Regions from separate parts of the Homo sapiens genome. Here all the other regions are linked to region 1. A link is a loop called in an ENCODE intact Hi-C map of the cell type or tissue named here. Cell type or tissue: CD14-positive monocyte. All regions are shown on one strand.

Evidence for each region. A loop is a pair of places that touch in the nucleus more often than their neighbours do. Peaks named below come from ENCODE experiments on the same cell type or tissue, not always from the same donor. Only the 100,000 strongest peaks of a DNase experiment are listed, where the experiment ranks them.
Region 2: it touches region 1 in a loop (4-fold over the local background); 92 of 110 quality-filtered maps call a loop at or near these places.
Region 3: it touches region 1 in a loop (3-fold over the local background); 70 of 110 quality-filtered maps call a loop at or near these places.

The regions. Positions count from the first base shown.
Region 1 is chr6:137,309,605-137,317,604 of GRCh38, forward strand. It overlaps LOC105378017 (a long non-coding RNA gene), which reads right to left and starts at 4,511. Exons shown (of 3, transcript XR_943043.1): 1 at 4,400-4,511. RefSeq lists an enhancer at 5,486-6,086. In CD14-positive monocyte, CTCF peaks have their summits at 4,907 (motif pointing left) and 5,111; DNase peaks (open chromatin) are centred at 4,867 and 5,607; H3K4me3 peaks cover 1,420 bases; H3K27ac peaks cover 737 bases.
Region 2 is chr6:137,090,152-137,098,151 of GRCh38, forward strand. No RefSeq gene overlaps it. Among named protein-coding and RNA genes, the nearest start is that of IL20RA, 49 kb to the left of the region's middle. RefSeq lists enhancers at 4,169-4,218, 4,239-4,488, 5,896-6,035, 6,949-7,118, 7,714-7,883. In CD14-positive monocyte, CTCF peaks have their summits at 4,449 and 4,649; a DNase peak (open chromatin) is centred at 4,350.
Region 3 is chr6:137,258,789-137,266,788 of GRCh38, forward strand. No RefSeq gene overlaps it. Among named protein-coding and RNA genes, the nearest start is that of IFNGR1, 43 kb to the left of the region's middle. In CD14-positive monocyte, no CTCF peak of the experiment used is centred here; no DNase peak of the experiment used is centred here.

The DNA of each region.
Region 1 (8,000 bases):
CAATTGCGAACAAGTAATGGAGTCTATCACAGTTGGTAGCCTGCCTACAGTTGTGTTTCTCTCCAATTCAGCCTCCATACTAACTCACAAACAGGTCAGGTGATACTTAGCAGCCTTAGAATTAAATCCAATCTCCTAACCATGGCTTCAAAGCTCATGTTAGTCTGGCTCCTTTATACCTACTGCTACTTTCATCCCTCTCCATTCCCCATCTGAAACCCTACCCTCTAGGCACAGGAAACCTGTATTAGTTCCCCAGAATAAGCCATAAGTCATATTTCTCTATTGTTAGGGTCTCTGCTCATTTTCTTTCCCCTCTCAGGAACACTCCTACCCACATTTCACCTGGCTCACTTCTGCTGGTCCATCAACGCTTTCCTGACTCTTCACACAGAGTTCAGAACTCATTTTATGTTTTCCCAGAGTATCCTCCGCCCCTCTATCAATACTTACCCCACTGAATTGTAATTGGCTGATTACTTATTTACATCTCTCACTACACTGAAAACTCCCTGGGATGGACACAATTTCTACTGTATTGCACCCCAGTCCTTGGCACAATAACTTATTTAGCAATTGTTTGTTAAATTCATGAGAAAATAATTTTTTTCTGCATCGTGTTATTACTGTATATGTAAAGTCAACCTGATTATAGTACTTTCTCAAAAACTTTCAAATCATTTTCTCATGCAATGAGAAAATTGCATTTAGGGATTTTGCATTTTATTTTTATGTGAATAGATCTCATATATATGTCATAGCTCTACTTTGCTAGTTTGGCCACTTTGGGGGAATATGTAACTACAAACAACGTTAGATTTCAGACTCTTCATCTGCAGTACAAGAACAATGCATGTTGGAATAATTTTGAAAATGAAGTAATATTGCATACACTAGGTACACTAAACCCAAACATGTAATAAAGTGCCTAAAGTTTTTTTTTAATTTTCATTATTTTTTTCATTTCTGATCATTGTGAATTGACTTTTACTTTTTTTCTCTCTACCACGCCCCACGGAAAAAAAAGTTGCTAATTAATACATTTTCTACTAGTTGAAACAGGGAGGAAATATTAGTTCAAATTGTCTAAGTTTATCCAGTTAGATGGTAGCAAGCTAGGATTAAAACTAGCCTTTCAATTTTCTATTCAGTGTAGTATCCACTTTTCTCTGTCTCTTTTTTTTTGCTTGCATAGATATCACTCAGTTTTCTTTCAAGGAAATGTCTAAATTTACTATTTGTAAAACAAAAGCATATTATTAAACTTTTTTTTTTTGGTGCAGGAAGAAGAGACACAAAGACTTTCTTTGCAAGGCAGGATTTTTTCTTATATTTGATTATGCAAACTTTTGGGGCCTGAATTGTCACATAAACATTCAATTTCCTCATTCATTCATTCATTCATTTATTCATTGATTAGGCCTTTATTAAGAGCTGGGGTGAAAGAAGATTTAGGAACCTCTTCAGAGAAATAAACCTTGAGAGAGAAATAGAATCTTCTAGAAGAGAAGAGGAACGAATAGCATCCTTGGCCCAGACAGTCCTGGAAAACAATAACCTGAACATTGCTGTGCGTGGTGGCTCCTGTCTGTAATCCCAGCTACTTGGGATGCTGAGAGGGAGGATGGCTTAAGTCCAGGATTTTGAGTACAGCCGGAGCAACATAGTGAATGCCTGTCTCTAAAATAATAATAATAATGATAATAATAATAATAATAATAATAAAAAATAACCTAAACATCCTTCTAAATGACCAGTTTCTTATTTCTCTACATAGAACTATGCAGACAGCTCTTCGTGAGATCTTGACTATAGTACAATGATTTTTATTATTGACCAACTTCACCCTGCTCCTATACAGACTATAAATTTCTGGGCAGCAGAAATCATCTCTCTTTCATCTTGCATTAAACTAGCACCTAGTCCAGTGTCTTGAACATAGTAGGCACTCAAAATGTTTGAGAGGCACATGCCTATGTTTTAAAATGTCTGATTTAGGTAATTGGGTCCTCTTGATCATTTTGCTGGTCTGAGGCTGATGGACATTAACTGATAAACAGACCATCATTGCTTAAATCTCCTCTTTTGTGCATTCTGGAGACACTACCTCTATTACCTGTTCTTCAGTTGCCCTTACTCACCTCCTCTCTTCACCTCTCTTTCAGTACTTCTTTTTAATTGTTGCTGCTCCTATTCATTAAGCCATTTGAAAATGTGGGCTTGCTTTCCTGATCGGGCAGCATCTGTGACCCTAAAGGAACTCATGATTCAATCCTTCATGTGAATACTTAATAACACATTTGAAGATAACCTTTTACTTGCACACTAGATATGCACCAGAATTTAATCTTATTTTCTGCATTTCCTACAATATAAAAGTCAAGTCCCTTACCAAGACTTTTGTTTCAGAGACTTAAGATCCCATTGCCCTTGATGGGGTTCAGGACTCACTATCCCAAAATATGGAACCTTGGCATATTGGGCATTTTAAGCTGAAGTAATTTGAGAAAACTGCAGAAGTGGGAAAGTCACTCTCACTTGCTTTCCCACTCCTGCTGCTGGCCTTCTTCCGGTCATAAAACCTGGGAGGATATTCTGACCCTCCCCTGAATAAGGTCATAAGACTCTCATGTGAGAGATGCTTTCCTTATACCCAGAGGACAGGAATATCCTTCTCTCTGAAGATGAAGGGTAACAGAGAAGAATCTGAACAAACAGGCCTTTTCCCAGTTAATGGTAATAAACTTCTTCCAGTTTATTACCATTAGATGATACTCTTTTTGCCCTGTCATATTTCTTCATGACTGTCCACTCTTCATCAAATCTACTATAAAAAACATTCAGGTCCGGGTGCAGTGGCTCACGCCTGTAATCCCAGCACTTTGGGAGGCCGAGGCGGGTGGATCACGAGGTCAGGAGATCGAGACCATCTTGGCTAACACGATGAAACCCTGTCTCTACTAAAAATATGAAAAATTAGCCGGGCATGGTGGCGGTCGCCTGTAGTTCCAGCTACTCGGGAGTCTGAGGCAGGAGAATGGTGTGAGCCTGGGAGGCGGAGCTTGCAGTGAGCCAGGATCCCACCACTGCACTCCAGCCTGGGCAAGAGGGTGAGACTCTGTCTCAAAACAAAACAAAACAAAACAAAAAACATTCAGGTTGAACTGTTTCTTCAGGTCTTCATTTCCTTATGAAGGCTCTGGTATCATGTACAATTTATATTAAACACATTTCTATGCTTTTCTTTCATTACTTTTTTTTTTTTTTGAGACAATGTCTTGCTCTGTCACCTAGGCTGGGGTGCAGTGGTGCAATCATGGCTTACTGCAGCCTTTACCTCCCAGGATCAAGCAATCCTCCTGGATTTTTGTAGATACAGTGTCTTCCTATGTTGCCCAGGCTGGTCTCAAACTCCTCAGATGAAGCAATCCTCCCACTTTGGTCTCCCAAAATGTTGGGATCACAGGTGTGAGCCACTGTGCCCAGCCTCTTTTGTTAATCTTCATTTTGTTATAGGGCCTCAGCCATGAACCTAGGATAAGTAGAAGGAAAGAAATATTTTTCCTCCCTTCCACCCCCTATATTTGCTGGCTCATTTCCCCCACCTTTCTCCAGAGATCACAGATTTTAGCTAATTATGGCTTTTTGCCATTCTTCAGACACGTTCTGCTCTTCCTCATCTCTGAACTTGGTTTTTGTTGATCCCTTTCCTAGAAAGCACTCTCCTTCTTTGCCTCTTCTAGCAAAATCCTACTCCTCTTTCAGCCTCTACTTTGTGAAGAGGTCATTGCTTCTGTCCCTAACTCTCCATAATTTCCAGATGAATGAATGAATGAATGAATGAATGGTTTACTTGACAGTTCAGATTTGTTCAACATGAATTTACTACCTCTTTCCTATAAGTCTATTTTTAAAACTTGTTTTGATTTGATACTCCTGATTGATTAATTAATTTGATTTGTCTTTTTCTAGCTTGGGATCCCCTTCAAGTAGTTCTTGAGTCAATTTTTTCAATATCATGATGAGCATATAATAATATATTATTTTGTAGATATTCTTCATTTTTCCCCATATGTAGGCTGTTGGTTTAACCAATTTATAAGCCCGGTGCTGACCAAGGCTTGAGTCTTTATTTATTTTTGTGTACATTTAGGTTTCCACTGTCTTAAGACTCAAAGCCTAAAATGGGCATTATTCTCTTTGACGAGTCTTCATATATCACATATGCCTGTAATAGTGTGCATTTTAAGGAAACACGGTGGATTTCTTTTTAAGTGCAGATGGGTTATTATTATGGAAAATAAGACAAAAATATCACATTGTATCTTCTAAGAAAATTGAGTGAGAGGAGAAAGTTACTATCTGACTTCGAGTTCATCAGAGAGGCTTAATGACTCACTAGAACAGAGGGCCCACTGGGAATTCTCAGTTCCACTGGAGAAGTCTTATGCTTGGACTAGATCCAGCTGCTGTGGTCTGCATCCCAACTCCACCGATTGGCAGCTATGTGACTGGAGCAAGTGATAAACTCCCCGTGCCTCGGTTTCCTTTTCTGTAAGATTGGGAGTAATAATGGTGTGCACGTCACAGGGTTCTTAGGAGAACTAAGGGAGTAAATATTTGTAAAGCCCTTAGAACAGTGCCAGACACATGGTTAAGTGCTGTAAAGTGTTGTTATTTCTGCTTTAGAATTTCTTCCACTTGTTTTTTAAGTTGGAGAAAAAAAATGCTTGTTCTCACTTTTCTGGGTTTCGACTGGAAGAATTAGAAAACAGTACAAGACTTTGAAGTTCTACACAGGTTCAGCTAACCACCATAAATTGCATCCCTGCCGCCCCCGCCCCTCCCCCTCACAACTATTTGAGGATGCTGCCCTCTCGTGGTCACTCGGCACTGCTTCTATAGCTCAGCCAGTTTGAATTATATCAGAATTTTCTTTGTCTCCACCTTCCTTTAACTTAAAGGCTCATTTGTCAGAAGTTAGAGTATTGCCCTCTGTGCATTACTCAAAGCATATCTGCTAATAACAGAAACAAAGGTGGATTTCAAAAACTTGAATGCCAAATATAATTGTTATTTCAATGGTTAGAAATGATTAGAAAATGATGTATGAAATTACAAAATGTATTGTCTTAGGTGTTTTTACTGATATGTTTGAAAATGAGATAAATAATGGCTAAGTTCACGAGGATCAAGAGGAGATCTCTTTGATAGTGATTTAGGCATTCCTTTTAGGAAAAAAAAATTATGACCTCTATCAGGTATAGTTATATTTCATATTAAAATTTAGATTGTTATATTAAGATTTTATTACTTTGGCAACATATTTTCCAAAATTAAAGAGACAAAACTTACAGTCATTAAAATGATAGCTTATGCTGTGTAGGAAGTCTATTAATATTACAGATTTTATGTTTTTCATGATCAAATTTTCTTTAGTCAGTGCACCAACTGTCTAAACCCTGTTTCTTCAGGAATCTCATATACAGAGATTTATTTTCAGGTGAATTTGTGAAAAATTCTTCTTTGCCAATTCTTTTGATAACTTACATAACTCTGGAGTACAGTTTGAGGAATGCAGCTCATCTCCACTGGGTGAACCATTATGCAATTCCCAGCACCAAAAGAGGAACATCAGAAGATCCGTGACTATTTATTTACACATTTGTTATCGTTTCTACTCGAGAATAAAGAATGAGTTTGAACTCTAAAAGCTCAGCCTGCAGGAAGCCCCATCAGTCTCTCCACACTTCTGCTGTCTTTCCTATTGTAGGCGGAACATTATTCAAACCACAGGCTCCGAACTCCCAGGTAACTGAAGCCAGCAGGAAGCTCTGTTTGATATCAAGTATGTTCTTTATCAATCTTTTTGTTGTGATGGGAAGAAATGAACCAGCTTTACTTTTATCTTGCCCTGTTTTAACATTACCCAGTAGGTGAATGCTTTATTGGTATGCCTTGGCCAAAGTCTTTGATATATACTGATTTTGTGGTCATAAATTTCCCATATTAAAAACATTTTTAATGGTTTTCCATCTACGCATACCAACCATAAAGTTTCACATGTCATGTGCTTTTATTAAAAGTATATTTAAAATTCTGCTGATAGGAGTCACCACATGGAAAACACAACTTGATTTTCCTTATTAGATGCTGGGAGACAGAAGCCCTTCTGCCATCAGACAGAGTCAAACCTAACAATGCAATCCTGAACTTTGGGGTCAACATTGTAGACTCTACTGAACACTCAGTCTTCATGCTTTTTTATGTTAGAAAGACTCAGTGAAATAAGAAAATGAATTGCCTTTATTTTTTTCCTCCGCAAGTAGTTGGTTTTCAATGATCAAGCTAGTTTTGTTTTTTGACACACAGGTAAACTATATATTGAATCTACTCTTCATTCTTTGAAGAATATTATTGTGTCATCTTGTTTGGATTCGGTGTCAGTTTTACAGGGAAGGTACCAGTTTGAGCAAAATATAGACATTTAAAGCAGTACACATGTTTAAAATGATTTTAAACTTGTGTCTTTATCTTTCCTACATCTTTTTGTTCGATGCACGATCGATTTTGGATGTTGTTTGTTCCAAATCCCCAAAATTCAAATAATTGAAGTCAAGGAATTCAGATTTTCCTGACAGAAGAAAATTTCGTGAGAACATTTTACACTTTTATTTTAGATCAACATTACTGACTGGTACCTTTTAGTACCTTTTGTGATTTAAAGCCTATAAATATGTTTTTTAGTACCTTTTGTGATTTAAAACCTATAACTACTTTAAGTATCAATTATCTCAGGGCTATCTTCATTCCAGTATTAGAAACAATACATTTATTTAAACACATACTTTTCTCACCTTAGAACATTGTAACCTTCTCACAGAATTAGTGTACTGAGCAAACCTCCATTTGACATTATTGCCAGAATATTTAAAGACTATTACTGAAAAGGAATAAATACATGAAAAGACTATTTTATTGTTCTTGTTGAACTTTTCATTTGAAACCAGTGCCTCGGTCTTGGTGCTACTGACATTTTGGGCTGCATAATTCTTTGTTGTAGGGGCTGCCTTGGGCCTTCTACAATATTTAGCAGTATCCCTGGTCACTACCCACCAGATGCCAGTAACACTCCCTCCCCCACTGTAATAACCAAAATGTTTTCAGACATTGCCCAATGTCCTCTGAGGAACTGAATTCCTACCTCCTGCCAGAACCACTGTTTTAAACCAAAAAACTGTGTACCACATTGCTTCTCTTGCAACATCTCCAGTCAGGACTTGGCCATTTTGCATGGCTTCCAAGATCAGATGTAGGATATATGGTCACATACATGTAGCTACATGTCTCCATATTTTTCTACTTCTTTTCCATCTTCCTCCCTTCAACTATAGCATGCTTCCCCACAAATATGCACATGTTGAGGCTAAATTTGCATTATGTTGGCCATCACAGGCTGGAGACTCCAGGAGACCTATGTTTGCATTCTCATCACTCTCCCAAGCCTAAGTCAGTGCACCCCCCCTTTTTTTTATGGAGTCTCGCTCTTTCGCCCAGGCTGGAGTGAGGTGGCACCATCTTGGCTCATGGCAACCTCTGCCCCCCAGATTCAAGTGATTCTCCTGTCTCAGCCTCCGTAGTAGGTGGGATTACAGGTGTCTGCCTGGTCTTGAACTCCTGACCTCAGGTGATCCACCTGCCTCGGCCTCCCAAAGTGCTGGATTACAGGCATGAGCCATCTCGCCCAGCCAGTGCATCCTTAAAAGGATGATCACACCTGTTTCATAGGTGCTGTGGGATTGATTACATAAGGAAGTGAATTGAAAGAAAACTAATTTCAAGATAACGTTCTTTGTGACAGGCATGAGGTAGGTGATGTATTTAGGTTACACTACATACTCCCAACATTTTACATAGAGAGAAATTGTGATGCTGAAAGACAGAATAACTTTTTCAAGGGCATACTGGTGTCAAATAGAGAAGTCACCTGTGCTTTCAAG
Region 2 (8,000 bases), 220 kb before region 1:
TGTGCCACCCCCGAATTCACATGTTGAAACCTAGTCACCAGTGTGATGACATTAGGCAACAGGGCCTTTGGAGGGGGCGATGAAATATGAGGGTGAAGCCCTTGTGAATGAGATTAGTGCCCTTATAAAAGGGACCCCAGAAAGCTCCCTCCCCCTTCTGCTATATGAAGACATAGCAAGAAGGTGCCATCTGTGCACCAGGAAGAGGGTGTTCACCACATACGGAATCTGCCAATGCCTTGATCTTGAACTTCCCAGCCTCCAGAACTTGGAGAAATAAATTGCTGTTGTTTATAAGCTACCCAGTTTGTAGTACTTTGTTATGGCTGCCCAAACAGACTAAGACACCCCTGGACTCTAGACCAGGCAGGGATTATCATGGGGCAATGTGGGGAAAGCAAGAAAGAACCTCAAATGTCTCTCCTGGTCTCACTGCCTCCACCAAGGAGGCATCTTCATCTCAATATTATATAGGATGGAAAACATCAAGGTAATAAGTAGAGCTTAAATCTGCATAGAAGTCAAGAATTGGGGATGCAGAGGGCAAAAACTAAGAAGAAATGTTCAGAGAGTCACCAAAATTAAACGTCTCATAGGTGAGAGATAGAGTTATATATACTGAAGAAGGTATAGCAAATAAGCAAGCCGAAAGATGCTCCACGAATACCGTTATCATTAGGGTGATGCAGATTAAAACCACAATGAGATATACCTCTATTACAGTGGCACAAATCTAAAAAAAAATGGACAATATCAAATATTGGTGAAGAGGAGATGGAGCAACCAGAACGCTGTCACACTCTTGATTGGAACATACAACAGTACGATCACAACAGAAAATCATTTGACAGTTCCTTAAAAAGTGAAAATACACTTACTATAGGTCCCAGCCTTTCACTCCTATGTCACTCCTATTTACCCAAGAAAAATAAAAGCATCCGTCCATACAAAGAGTCTGTCACAATGTGTGGACGAGACTATTTGTAATATCTCTAAAGTGGAAACAATCCAAGTACCTATCAACAGGTGAATGGATAAACACATTGTGATATACTCGTATGGTGGCATTCTACTCAGAAATAAAAAGTAATGAACTATTGATATAACACAACACATGGATGAATCTCAAGATAATTATGCCAAGTTAAAGGAGCCAGACAAAAATAGAATATACTATATGATTCTCTTGATATGAGATTCTATAAAATGCAAGCTATCCATAGTGAAAGAGAGCAGACAAGTGAAAGATTGCCTGTGGACAGAGAGGAGGGTAGGATGGCGAGGTGGGACAGAGTACACAGGGGTGTGATGAGACTTCTGTGGATGATGGATGCATTCAATATCTTAGTTGTGGTGATGGTTTCATGGATGTGTGCTGATGTCATAAGTTATCAAATTGTGCACTGTAAATATGTACAATTTATTTTATGGCAATGGATGTAATTTGGTTGCTTTTCTCCTCCAAATGTTTTTCCTCTCATGTTGAAATGTGACCCCCGATGTTGGAGGTGGGGCCTGGTGGGAGGTGTTTGGATCATGGGGATGGATCCCTCATGAATGGCTTGGTGTCATCCTCATGGTGATGAGTCTGTTCTCACTCTATGAGTTCACATGAGATCTGGTTGTTTAAAAACAGCCTGGCACCTCCTCCCCGTTTCTCCTGCTCCCCTCTTGCCATGTGACATGCATGCTCCCCCTTTGCCTTCTGTGATGATTGGAACCACCCCGAGGCCTCACCAGGAGCAGATGCTGGTGCCATGCTTGTACAGCCTGCAGAACTGTGAACCAAATAAACCTTTTTTTCTTTGCAAATTACACAGCCTCAGGTATTCCTCGAGCAATGCAAATAGACTAACACAGCAATTAAATGCCAATAAAACAATTAATCTTAAAAAACCTCACTAACCTTTTTGGAGCACCCTGTTTATTGCTGTGGGTGTGTGACAGCTGGAAGACAGGGCTCATGGAAAGGTCAAAGGAGGCATGGGCACCCATTCCCCTTGCCCCTGTTGTTGCTGCAGATGGTATGTTGCTCAATATCATATCAGTATGACTACCCGGAATCCTGGGTGATAAGAAGTACAACTGGAGACTGGGACACACACAGTGACTGCTTCTGCAGTGTGGGGATTCTGTATAAAAGCCCTTCCCCCTGGCTCTAGGTACTGGCCACCCTCCCAAGGGATGTGAGATATTTCTGCAATCACTTACCTCCTTCCTCCTCCTGTTTCTCTCCAGCCTGTGCAGTGCAGGGAAGAGCACTGGCTCTCATGCCATACTGCTGGGGTCTGCTTTTGTGCTTCCCCACCTGGTGGCTCTGAGATCTTAGCCAAGCACTGTACCTTCCTGGGGCTGCTGTAACAAAGCACCACAAGTTGGGTGGCTTAGAACAGCAGAAATATGTCGTCTCACAGATCTGCGGGCTGCAAGTCAGACCATGATGTTAATAGGGTTGATTCCTTCTGAGGGCCACCAAGGAGACTCTGTTCCAGGCCTTACTCCAAGCTTCTCGTGGTTTGCCAGCAATCTTTGGCATTCTTTGGCTTGCAGCAGCATAATTCCAGTCTTTTTTGTGTGTATGACAGGGTCTCTCTCTGTCGCCCAGGCTGGAGTGCAGTAGTGCAATCTCGGCTCACTGCAACTTCTGCCTCCCGGGTACAAGCGATTCTCCTGCCTCAGCCTCCCGAGTAGCTGGGATTATAGGCACCCACCACCATGCCCGGATAATTTTTGTATTTTTAGTAGAGACAGCATTTCACCATGTTAGTGGGGCTGGTCTCAAACTCCTGACCTCAAGTGATCTGCCTGGCTCGGCTTCCCAAAGTGCTGGGATTACAGGCATGAGCTACCGTGTCTGGCCATTACATGGTATAATCACTGTGTGTGTGTGTCTGTGTTTTCACATAGCATTCTTTTTGAAGGACACCAGTCATATTGGATTAAGGGCCCACTCTACTCCAATAAGACCCCATCTTAACTAATTACATCTGCAACCATCATATTTTTGAATAAGGCCGCATTTGGGGTACTGGGAGTTAGAACTTTAACATATGAATTTTGTGGAGACACAATTCAACCTTTGAAAACAACAGATTTAACATCTCAGTCTTCTCATCTATAAACCAGGGATATTAGTAACATCCACATTGCAGAGTTGGTGTAAAAAAGATTCAGTCATTTCCTAGACAACCGCTGTAACCAGCTAAGCCTTGAAGCCACATGCTCAGTCATTTAGAACATGTTAAGCACATCGAGACATCTCTGGCTCACAGCTAGCAGCTGGTAAATGTGAGCCATCATTATTTTTCACAACTACATGTGCAGATTTTGACCCTGGGAGAATTTTTTGTTCTAGATTTACACACTAACACCCCTCCCATCTGACCTTTGACCAAGGTTTTTACTACACGTATAAAAATAATAATATAAAGGAGTATGAGCCAAGTACTAAAGTCCTGAGGAGGTGATATCTCTGTGTGCCAAGCAGTCACGGAAGCCTTCATGGGTGATGTTAGAAGACTGTTTTAGTCTGTGCTTGCACTACTATCAAGAACTATCTGAAACTGGGCAATTTATAAAGAAAAGAGGTTTAATTGGCTCATGGTTCTGCAAGGCTGTGCAGAAAGCATGGTGGCTTTTGCTTCTGGGGAGGCCTCAGGAAGCTTCCAATTGTGGTAAAAGGCAAAGGGAGAGCAGGAGTCTTACATGGCTGGAGCAGCAGCAAGAGAGAGGAAGTGGGGAGGTGCTGCACACTTTTAAATGACCAGATCTCATGAGAACTCACTCACTATCATGAGAACAGCACCAAGGGGATGCTGCGAAACTACTGACAAGAAATCGCTCCAATTGTCCAATCATCTGTCACCAGGCCCCACTTCCAACACTGGGGATTACAATTTGACATGGGATTTGGGTGGAGACATGTATCCAAACCATATTACAGACCTTGAAGATGGGGAAGGGGATTGAATCCTTTGATCAAAATCCCATTTTGTGCCTCTGATTTTGGGAAAAATTACTGATCTTCCTTGAACTTCAATTTCTCTATAAAATGGCAATAATATAGTTGTTGCATTGATTAAATGAGACAAGGTAAAGTGTTTGTCAGATGCCCCAAACCCAATAGGTGCTCAGTGAATATTTTTTAAAAATATAGAAGTTATGTTGTGGGCAAAGACTTGGGCAAATTATTAGGAACAAGACTGTAGCTTTTGGGCAGAGCACAGTTGGACTTACTGGCTCAGTAATTCCACATTTGAGTAGAACAACAACTAGTTTCTCAATGATGACACATCAGGATCAAACACCCGGGGGACCTCTCCTGCAATTGCTGTTCTCTTTGAAGAAGCTCCTTTTAAATAGAAGACAGTACCTTGAAATATGGCCACAGGAGGTCAGTAGCGTGCTGTGGTTCTACGCAGAAGCAAAAAAACAGTCCCCTCTAAGCATCTTTAAGCCATAAATTCCTTGTTGTAAACTAAGAATATGTTATTCCTTCCATATTTTCAGATAAATTGACAGCTAAGCTTAAAGAAATTATGCTTTCAGCTTGTAATATGGAATAGACAGGCACTAACTTATTCTTAAAGACTCTTATTATGACACGGCTGTGTTTGAAGAAATGGTTTTGTTTTGTTTTTTAATGAAACCTGTGTTTTGGTCAAGAGTGTTACCACATTCAGATCACAACTTTTCTAAGGAAATACACTCAAAGACACCTAACATTTGAGTGAGATTAATCATAATGTAAGATTTCTGTGATGTGTGCAATGGGGCTTCAATATCTTAGATCTCACCATGATGGGCAATTGCTTGTCTTTTTCGAGCCTTGATTTCTCATCTTTAAGACAGGAGTGACGCGGCTGTTGTCATAATTAAGTGAGGAAATGTAGTTAAAGCACCGACCACCAAGCCCTAAACATTTTGTGCTTCTGGATGCCCAGTATCCTTCCTGTTTGGGGAGAATCTGAAGATGGGTGAGGGACAGGGCTTGTCCCTCGCCGCAATGGAAGTCAAAGGGGGACGATCTTTCTTCGACTCTTTGACCCCTGGCTGCTGGAGCATGGTCATGTGACCAAAGCGTGGCTGGGCATCTCAAAGGCTCAGCCACTTGCATATTATTTGTGATGTCAGGTGTAGGCTAGTGGCGTAATAGCAAGCACCCGGGATCAGCAGGTCCCTGCAGGATGTTGGCGGGGCTTTGCCTACCTTCGTTTCTGCCTAAGTATGCTGAGTTTTCCCAACAACGCTGGGAGCTTATTTATATCCTTCTAACAAATTCAGGTTAGCCAGAAAATCTACTGTTGTTTGCAACCCAAAACACTGAAGAGTGTAAGATTCAAGTTTAAGTTTATGGTAAATGTGCAAAATTACTCGTTAAAGGATTCTGGCTGGTATATAATAGAGTTTTCTCCTGAGGTTTTTTCCACAGTACAATCGATGATTGTAAAAGAAAAGCTGAATAATTGAAAAAAGGCCTAGTGTTTTGACATGACAATAGAAATAATATTTACTAGACACAGAGAGCAGGGTTTCAACCATCCTGTAATTGTCAGCCATGCAGCAGGGCTGTCTGAGGACAGCTGTGCATGTAAATCATCACTGGTTGCCTGGATGAGATAACTAGGTTACTGGTGGCTTCCCCTTCTTCTGGCTTCAGAGGTTGCACCCAAACTCAGTTTCCCATGGGCCCAGTGACTTCCTCTCTCATATCCTCCCACACCAGACCTTCAATGAGACTAAATGGAAATATCTCTGAAATCCACTGATGAGAGAGCAGTAGAACTAACACTGTATATATGTGTGTGTGTACATACTTCAGTATGAAAACAGGAATTCCTATGCATAAATGGCATAACAACACCATATGGCCCCTCACCAATGCATCAGAAGGTAAATAGCTTCTCTTCAGATGATGTTAGAAGAATCATTTGTCCAGTTATTCAAGTTAAATGTCATTTACTTTTGAAATGTTTCTTTGTGATTTAAAGCCTGTCACTAAAAACAAACCCCACACCACCACCACAAAACAAAAACCAAAAAATAAAAGCAAACCACTGCTCTTTGCTTCTCAAACTCTCTCACTGCCTGATATCACACTCACCAGGAAATTTTCTTGGTGATAGAACTTCCATTTCCTCACTGTCTCCCTCACCACCTACCCTACCTCCCATCAGCCCTGGCCTTGGGAATGAAGTGGTCAGAGAAAATGATCTCCTCATAAATGTCTGATGAAAATCGGCTTGCCACCCTGTAACATGGGAAGACATTTGTATCATCTATATTCTAGGTTGATCATAAAACCATCTTATAAAATTGGTTAATTATGCTGGGGTTCAACTGTTTATTATGTCAGACAAGTAGGGTTTTGGGGCAGGTCTGAGATGAAGAGATTGGTAGTAAGGGAAGACTCAATTTATAGCTTTTATTACCAGTAAAATCTGAAGCCTTGCAAAACCTCAATGGTGCCCAATTATATAAAAACATGGTAATTTTTCTTGCATCATCAATATTTAAAAGCCACTTGGCTGACCATGTTGGGACACCTATGTTTTGAAGCATGTGAGGAAACATCTGTGAGCACATTTACAGTATTCCATCAAATAATACGCTTCAAATTCAAGAGGAGTAATTTCAAATTAGTAATGTTTACAGACATGTCTGCATCCATTGTACCTAAAAGAAAGTTAAAATGAGATAAAAATCTGGGAAAAAAAGGTGGCAGCTCATTTCCCACAATCTCCCTTGCTTTTTTAAACTCTTACTTTGAACTTACTGCTTTTTGCATGATAGTCTTCTGCCTTAATTCTTGAATTTTCCAAATTGATGTTAAAGTCTTTAATGACTCCTTTTTATACCAAATAACTCTCTCTTTTTTTCTTTTTACCAACTCTCTGATATGCAAATGTATGTCTGGAGTACCATAAAAAGGATTTTATTTTTCAAAAATAAACAAAGGGAGAATGTAGGTAACAAAATCTAATACAGAAGATGTATTTAACATCATGGTATAGTAGAAAAAAACAAGTTATTCTGTCTTGCATCATTGATGTTTATAAGTCACTTGATGAGCCATTATGAAACATCTCTGTTTGTAACATGCAAAGTTAACAGCTGGGTCATATTTATAGCATTCTACTCAATACCATGCCTCAGAGTCCAGGTTGAGAATTTGTGATTTGCAATTGATAGGCATATTTGCCTTCAGACATTGGAAAACTCTGAAATAGGAAAAAATAATGAAGACATTGTAAAGTATTTCTTTCCCTCTGGCAAGTAAAAGATTAATTACTGTTAGTATACCAGCTCTTTCTTATAAGAAATCATCCTGAAATCCTAAAATAGCCGCTTCATATCAGAGTGATATCCAGAAGCCTCTTTCAATATCTGTCCTAAAGGACAAAATGCCCACCCTCCAAACAGTCGAAGACAGATTTTTCATGGGGCATATTGTTGAATTTTGTGATGAATCTTGCTGAATTATTTAGCCTTTGGCAGCAAAATGTGGCTGGGAAGAACATGGACTGCGTGGCTTCACCACAGCAGCTCAGGTAGATGTCCTTGGGCTTGAACTTTCTGAACTTTGGCTCACTCTGATGAAATGGGAAAAACAACGGCAACTTTACAGAGTTGTTTCAAAGACTATATAAGAATTACAATAATAGCTAAGATTCTTGAAAAAATTTCCATTTGCCAGACACTGACTAGAAAGCTTGATATAGACTTGTCATTTCAAACAGATCAAATCTATATGGAAAAGGCACTTCATGAATTAGGCCACAGAAATGTGAATTTATTCCTCCTTCCTCTGTTATTTGAAACTCTCATAAAAGGGACTTTTTTTTTTGAGACGGGATCTCACTCTGTTGCCCAGGCTGGAGTGCAGTGGCACGATCATAGCTCAATGCAGCCTCCAACTTCTAGGCTCAGGTGATCCTCCTGTCTCAGCCTACTGAGTAGCTAGGACTACAGGTGTGTGCCATCATGCCTAGCTAGTTAAA
Region 3 (8,000 bases), 51 kb before region 1:
CAGCTGAGCAGCTCCTATGACATCAGTTTAATATATTGGGCTTTTGTTGTATTGTATTATTGAGAGAAAATGACTGCGTTGCAGGATGGTGAGAAATAAATGATAGAGATTTGCATTTCTCGTATGTCACTCTGGCTAGAGGTCAGCTCAAGGCCGTGAGGAAGAGACTGGAGAGACAAGAGAAAAGAAGTGAGTCTGTCTTAATAGTCCCAACAACAGACCATTGGCTATCCAAATCGTCAGTACACCAGAGAATAGCTTTCAGGTGACCTGCGGACTTTCAACATGAAAAATTCAATCCAGAGTCCTGGGTGGGGCTCACGAGTCTGCATTTTTAACAACTCACCAAGTTATTCTTATGTGCCCTAGAATTGGAAACCCATGTATCTCAAGATTTTTTGCACAAACTGCAGCCTGTAGGATAAGAGAGAAACTTAGATCAGAGTAGAGGTTTTGCGACTCTAAGAACCAAAATGATTTCAGATGCCTGGTCATCCTCAACCTGGTGGACACGCCTTCATTCACTGGAGAAGCAGCAGCAGGGCTTGCTTCGAGTCCAGGGAAGCAAGAAAACAGATCTGATCCCCCTGTGGAGTGTGGAGTAGGGGCACTGCCCTTGATGGTGGGAGTGAAACCAACTTGTTTGCAGGTAAGCACATGAGAGACAGCCCTGGAAGCACTCAGGGGTGATGAACTTGACATGGAAGCAGAAATCCTGCAAAGCCTGAGGTGGAAAGTTGCCAAGGAAGTATGCATCATGATTGTTAATGTGCCTTTGTCTTAGTCCATTCCTGCTGCTATAATAAAATACCTTAGGCTGGGTGCAGTGGCTCATGCCTGTAATCCCAGTACACTGGCAGGCCAAGGCAGGTGGAACACCTGAGGCCAGGAGTTTGAGACCAGCCTAGCCAACATGGTGAAACTCTGCCTCTAGTAAAAAAAAAAAAAAAAAATTAGCTGGGCTTGGTGGTGCATACCTGTAATCCCAGCTACTCAGGAGACTGAGGCAAGAGAATTGCTTGAACCCGGGAGGTGGTGGCTGCAATGAGCCGAGATGGCACCGCTGCACTCCAGCCTAGGCAACAGAGCGAGACGCTGTCTCAAACAAAAACAAAAACAAACCTCAGACTGGGTAACTTATAATCAATGGAAATTTATTTCTCACAGTTCCAGAGACCGGGAAGTCCAATTTCAAAGTGCCAGCAGGTTTGGTGTCTGGTGAGGCTTGTACCTTCTTGCTGTGGTGGAGCCCTCATGACTTAATCACCATCTAAATGCCCCACCTTCTAATATGGTTGCACTGGAGAATAAATTGCAACATTAAATTTGGAGGGACACAAACATTCAAACTATAGCTGACTTCATCTACATCTCCAGCTGGTGAGGTCTGGAAGAAGTCAGGTTACACATACAGATGAGAAAGCTGAGGGTCAGAAAGTGGAGGTCTGTTGTATGAAAGGAAAATAAAAACCTGGGACCCCAATTCAGTACGCCAAGGGGAAAAATTAAGCTGAAAGCTGACTCATGCAAGCACCTGCCATTCCTTTTGTTCCTAAGCAGATAGCTACGATAAAATATTAAATATCTTCACTCTGTGTTTGAGGCAGGAGAATAGGGTCTGGAGGCAGGGAACCTAATGACTTCCTAGACGTAAATCAAGTGGAAATGCTTCAGCTATGACAGGAAATATTCTCTCCATTTACATAGGGCATACACTGAGTAAATGACTTTGTAACTTCACTTCATCCCCTTCGTTTCCATAGGGCATATACCAAGTAACGAATAAAAACCTCTAAAGGGTATTTAAACCCCAGAATATTCTGTAACGGGGCTCTTGAGCCCCTATGCTCAGACCCGCTCCCACACTGTGGAGTGTAGTTTCATTTTCAGTAAATCTCTGCTTTTGTTGCTTCATTCTTTCCTTGCTTTATTTGTGAGTTTTGTCCAACTCTTTGTTCCTGGACACCTTCCACTGGTAACATGTTCACCTTATCTTGTGTAAAGTGTGGATCCACTGAGGGCAAGACAAATACATAATTGACTATTCCCCTACCTGATCCTTTTGTCTTGCAATATGTGAGTTCAGTCACATGCCCATACCCTCTCTATTCCTTCTCCAGCTTGCTTTTCCTGGTTAAATTATTGAAGCCCTTAAAATCATCTTTGGAGAAAGGCACAGACCTGTCTCCTGGGTGCATCCTCAACCTTGGCAAAAAAAACTTCTAAATGGATTGTGACTTGTTTCAGATACTTTTTGGTTTACCGTTGTTATATGTTATCTAAGCTAACTCAGCTCTTTAGCGGAATTCTAACCCAGGTATGCCTAAATTCAAAATGTGAGGTTTTTCTGCATTATAGTGAATGACGGATATCAAGGCTTTTCTGATGACTTTGAAAAATAGTTGGATAGGCCAGACACAGTGGCTCACACCTGTAATCCCAGCACTTTGGGAGCCCCAGGCAGGTGGATCCCAAGGTCACGAGTTTGAGACCAGCCTGGTCAACATGGTGAAAACCCATCTGTATCAAAAACACAAAAAATGAGCCGGGCGTGGTGGTGGGCCTGTTGTCCCAGCTACTTGGGAGGTTGAGGCAGGAGAATCACTTGAACCCAGGAGATGGAGGCTGCATTGAGCCGAGACTGCACCACTGCACTCCATCCAACCTGGGCGGCAGATGAAAGAGTTAAACTCTGTCTCAAAAAAAAAAATAGAGAACAGAACATTCTCCAGTTATGGCCTCATTGTTTTGTTTGTTCTTGGCAAAGTTTCCACTGACATAACTCAGTAAACTTTTACATCTGAGTTCAATGGAGTGTTTTTAAATGGTTGTGGACAAGAGGTTCGTTCATTGTTGATGTAGAATTGAGTACAGAATATACTTTGCTTAAATTACTTTCACTATTTTTTCTCATAATATTCTTGAAAGTCATCTATTAATGCAGTTCTTACATAAAAGGAAGAGATAACTAAAAAGGATATAGAGCCAGGAAGTAAATTGTTTCCCCAAACACTTCAAACAATTTAAATGTTCAAATATAGAGTTATTTGTGAATTTGCAAAGTAGCAAATCAAATGGGTAATTCTCAAAGCCTTGTGTTTGAAGTGATGAGAAGCAAAGCCTTTTCAAGTTTATGTAAATAATTGACCACTTCCTTGAAAAAGTTTTAAGATTTCTCTAGAGACAAGGTGAATCATATCAAGTGGCCTAAATAAACTTTAGTTTTGAATGAGCAAATAGCTCAAGGCAAGGTGGTGGTTTTACCAAAGTAAAAAAAAGAAGAAGTTGTCAAGAATGAAGCTTGCCAAAAAATTTTCAAAAACTAAGATGGCAAGATTTTCTTTGGAGGGTTATGAAATGTTCTGAAGTTAGACAGTCTAGAATTAGATGGTTCAACAGCTGAGTGAATTTACTAAAAACACTGAATTTTACACTTTATCAGGGTGAATTTTATGTTATGTTAATTAAATTTCGGTGAAGCACTTATTAAATGAAATTGTAATAAGAGGATGTAAGAAGATTCAGTCACAAAATATACACATATACCACACAAATTTAAAATGCTTTTAGCTAAAATATTAAAAGACAAGCTAGTCACTTTGGAACCCAAATTCATTGTCTGAAAGATTTTTAAAAATCTTAAAGAGAAAGAAATGAAGATAAAGCAATCATGAGTGAAAAAAATAAACAAACTTGGATGATATAACCAGAAATAACACATAAATGAAATAATTTCAGAAGAACAAGATATATGCACTTTAAAAGTAATATGGAAAAGCAAGGGACCCAGAATAATCAAAAGAATCCTTAAAAAGAGGGACAAAATTGGAGGACTCACATTTACTTCAGAACTTACTACAAAGTTACAGTAGTCAAGCCAGCATGATACTGACATAAGGATAGACACATAGATCAATGGAATACAGTCAGTCTAGAAGCCAGCCTACATATGCAAGACATTATGGAGGGTCTTCAAAAAATTTAAAAATAGAACTACTATGTGATCCAGCAATCCCACTACCGGGTATATATCTAAAGGAATCGAAATTGGGATTTCAAAGAGCATTTGCACTCCTGTTCATTGCAGCATGAACCTAAGTAACCTAAATATTCATCATGGATGAATGGGTAAAGAAAATGTGTTATATATATACAGTGGAATATTGTTTAGCCCTAAGAAAGAAGGAAATCCTGCCATTTGTGACAACATGCATAAGCCTAGAGGACTTTATGCTAAGTGAAACAAGTTAGACACAGGAAGACAAGTACTACTTGATGCCACTTACATAAGGAATCTAAAATAGTTAAACTTGTAGAAGCAGAGAGTAGAATGGTGGTTGTCAGGAGCTGGGGAAAGGGGGATATAGGGAGCTATTAGCCAAAAGTTGCAAAGTTTCAGTTATAAAAGATGAGTAAGTCCTAGAGATCTACTGTATAACATAATACCTATAGTTAACAAAACTGTATTACATCTTAAAAATTTGCTAAGTGGGTAGATCTTATGTTTTATCACATACTACACACACACACATGCACACACACACATACACAAATAATTATAAATATAGAGGGTAGGAGGAAACTGTTTTGGAGGTGATGGGTATGTTTAGATTGTGGTAATGATTTCACAGATGTATATTTAGCCTCAAACTCATCAAGTTGCATACATTAAATATGTACAGCTTTTTGTATGTCAATCACACCCCAATAAAAGTTTTTTTAAAAATCCTGCACACACACACATATATACATGTGTATATATGTATATAAATATATACATGTATATAAATTTATTTTAGATAAGATTGCCGAGACAATTCCAATGGGGAAAAGAAGTCTTTCCAAACATGCTGCTGGGACAACTGGATCTCTACATGCAAAAGAATGAACTTGAACTACTATTTCACACTATATTAAAACAATTATCAATTATTTTGTGACTGAAGGCAATTAAGAAGCAGCAAATGGAAAAAGCTCTCGCTGTCTTCCCCTTTTCTGCCTCAAGGTAGGATATAAATTCTCGTTTACTGGACACAACTCTAGACTCTATTCACCCAGAGAAAGCACCAGAAGAATCTGCAAACAAACGTTACTTCATTAGTTTACCCCCATATAGTTATTTTCCCACTGTTTCCTACCCCGAAAGGAAATTGCCTTCCTTTGTCCTGTCATTTCTCTATAAATTTATTGTTCTTTGTTGAAGATGCGATACAAGCCAGAGTTCTAAGCAACTGCTTTGAGTTACTTTTCATTGAGGTTTTTCCTGCATGGTGTTCACTGTATGTGTTAATAAACTTGTTTGTTTTTTTCTTGTTGATCTGCTTTTGTTACAGGGGCTTGTCTCAACTGAGAACTTACACAGGGACAGGTAATCTGTAGCTTCCCTGACAACTGAAATGAAAGAGCTAAAATTACAAAACTCTTAAAAGAAAACATGGGATTTGCTATGGTTTGAATGTCCCACCAAAACTCATGGTCAAATTTAATTGCCATTGGGGTAGTACTAGGAGGTAAGACCTTTAAGAGGTGTAGATCATGAGGGTTCTGCCCTTGTGAACGGATTAATGCTGTTATCAGGGTAGTGGATTAGTTATTGAGGGAGAGGACTCCAGCATAAGTTTGACCTCCATTTTCTCCCTGTCTCATTTGTCACCTGCCTTTCTGCTTTCAGCCATGGTGTGATGCAACAAGAAAGCCCTCACCAGATGGCTAAGCAGATGCTGGCACCATGCCTTTGGACTTCCCAGCCTCCAAAACTGTGAGCCAAATAATCTTTTGTGTATAAATTATCAAGTCTGTGATACTCCGTTATAGCAGCAGAAAACAGACTAAGACAAGATTAAATCTTTGTGACCTTGGGCTAATCAATGATTTCTTAACTATGACAATCACATATCGGATAAGAGCCTTAATTCACAATATATAAAGAACTTTTATAATTTAACAATGAAAAGACAACACAATTTTAAAAGGGCAAAGTATTTGAATAGACATTTCTCCAAATAAGTTATATAAATGGCCAATGAGCACGTGGAAAGATGCTCAACATCTGTTTGACATTAGGCAAATGCAAATCAAAACCACATTCACTAGGATAGCTACAGTAATTAAAAAAGGAATGATAGTAAGTGGTGAGGATGTGGAGAAATTGGAACCCTCATATATTGTTGGTGGGTATGTAAAATGATGCAACCACCGTGGAAAGCAGCTTGACAGCTCCTCATAAAGTTAAACATGGTGGTACCACAGGACCCAGCAATTCTACTCTTAGCTATATATGTCCAAGAGAGATGGAAATTTAAGTCCACACAAAAATTTAATTTGCCATTTTCATGGCAGCATCATATATAATGGCCAAATATTGGAAACAACCCAAATGTTCATCATCTGATGAATGGATCAACAAAATGAGGTATATCTATACAATGAAATAGGATTTGGCAACAGAAGAAAGAATGGAGTACTGACACAGGCTACATCATGGATGATCCTTGTAAATACTAAATAAAAAAAGCAAGTCATAAAAGATCACATATTGTATGATTTTATTTATGAGAAATGTCTAGAGTAGGCAAATCTACAGAGACAAAAAGTACATTAGTGGGCACCTAGGGCCAAAGAGGGGAGAGAGAATGGGCAGTGATGGCAGCAGGGTGTTTGGAGGAGGGCTGGTGATGAAAATGCTCTAAAGTTATAGAGATGTTTGCACAAATATATTAATATATTTTAAAACATTGAATTGTATATGTTAAATGATTGAATTTTATGGTATGTGACACATGTCAAGAAAGATGTTTTTAAAAATAGTTCAGGAAAATGGATATATATACAAATTATGCAACTAGTTCACTTTCCAGAATCCCATAAATTAAAACTCCTATGACTTGTAAATCTTCTAGATCTTAGACCGGATTATCATAAGCCTATTCTTAACTAGAAATTTCCTGGACACATGCCAAGGAATAAAAACTCTTGGCTGGGTGCGGCGCCTTAGAAACCCTGAGAGACAAGTATTATCTTCTAATCAACAAAACTGGTAGATGATTAAATTATTGGTTCAGAGTACAGGCTTTTTGCTAGACAGAAACATCCAAAACTTAATACTTAATAAAGGAAATTAAGAACAGAGATTTTTCATAGTGGAAACCTTGTTAAGATTACCGAGGCTTACAGGAGATAGTACCAGAGCATGCATGTATTTGGCAGCTACTGAGAGTCTGCTATTTGCCAGAAGATATTAGACACTGGAAAGAAATGTTTAAAAGGCTGAGTCCCTGCCCTAAGGGAGCTTATGGTCCAGGGAAGAGACACAAATGCGTTTCATATCACATGTTAAGTGCTGCGGGGAGGGTATGCAAGGAAACGAAGGGACAGAGAAGAGAGTTGGTCACCCTGGTTGGGAGACCAGAGATGCCTCCTCAGAGGAGTTTCTAGGAGAGGATCAGGGTTGGAGCAGGTGTGGGATTTCAAAGCACAGCCATCTGGAATGTGCACTCAGAAAGAAGAAAACCTCAGGGGACAAGGAGAGCCAGTGTCTGAAAAATGGCGCAAAAGGCTGTTCTCTTCTGTTATGCTATGTTTATGTTTCTTTGAGGAGGGAACTGTGTAAGAGGTAATGTGTGGTAACGTATTAGCACTTGAGAAGGAAATGCCTTTGACTCAGTGCAATTTCTTCCCCAGTAAGAATAATCTCCAAAGACTGCTAAAAATATAGAGGAGAAGCAAAGTGAAGTCTTCGTTTTTTCTTTTTTCATCTCTTCACAGCAGGTGAATTAACCCAAAATTCGTCATCATAGGAGCAGCAGTTCTTTTTTAACCTCACATACAATTTTACATTTTCCTTAAAAACTCTTTATTTCAAATACACACAAATGGAGAGAGGAGTGTGATAAAACCCCATATTCCTGCTGGCTTAGTCTGTTTTGTGTTGCTATAAAGGCGTACCTGTGGCTGGGTGGTTTGTAAGGAAAGAGGTTGAGTTAGTTCATGTTCTGCAGCCT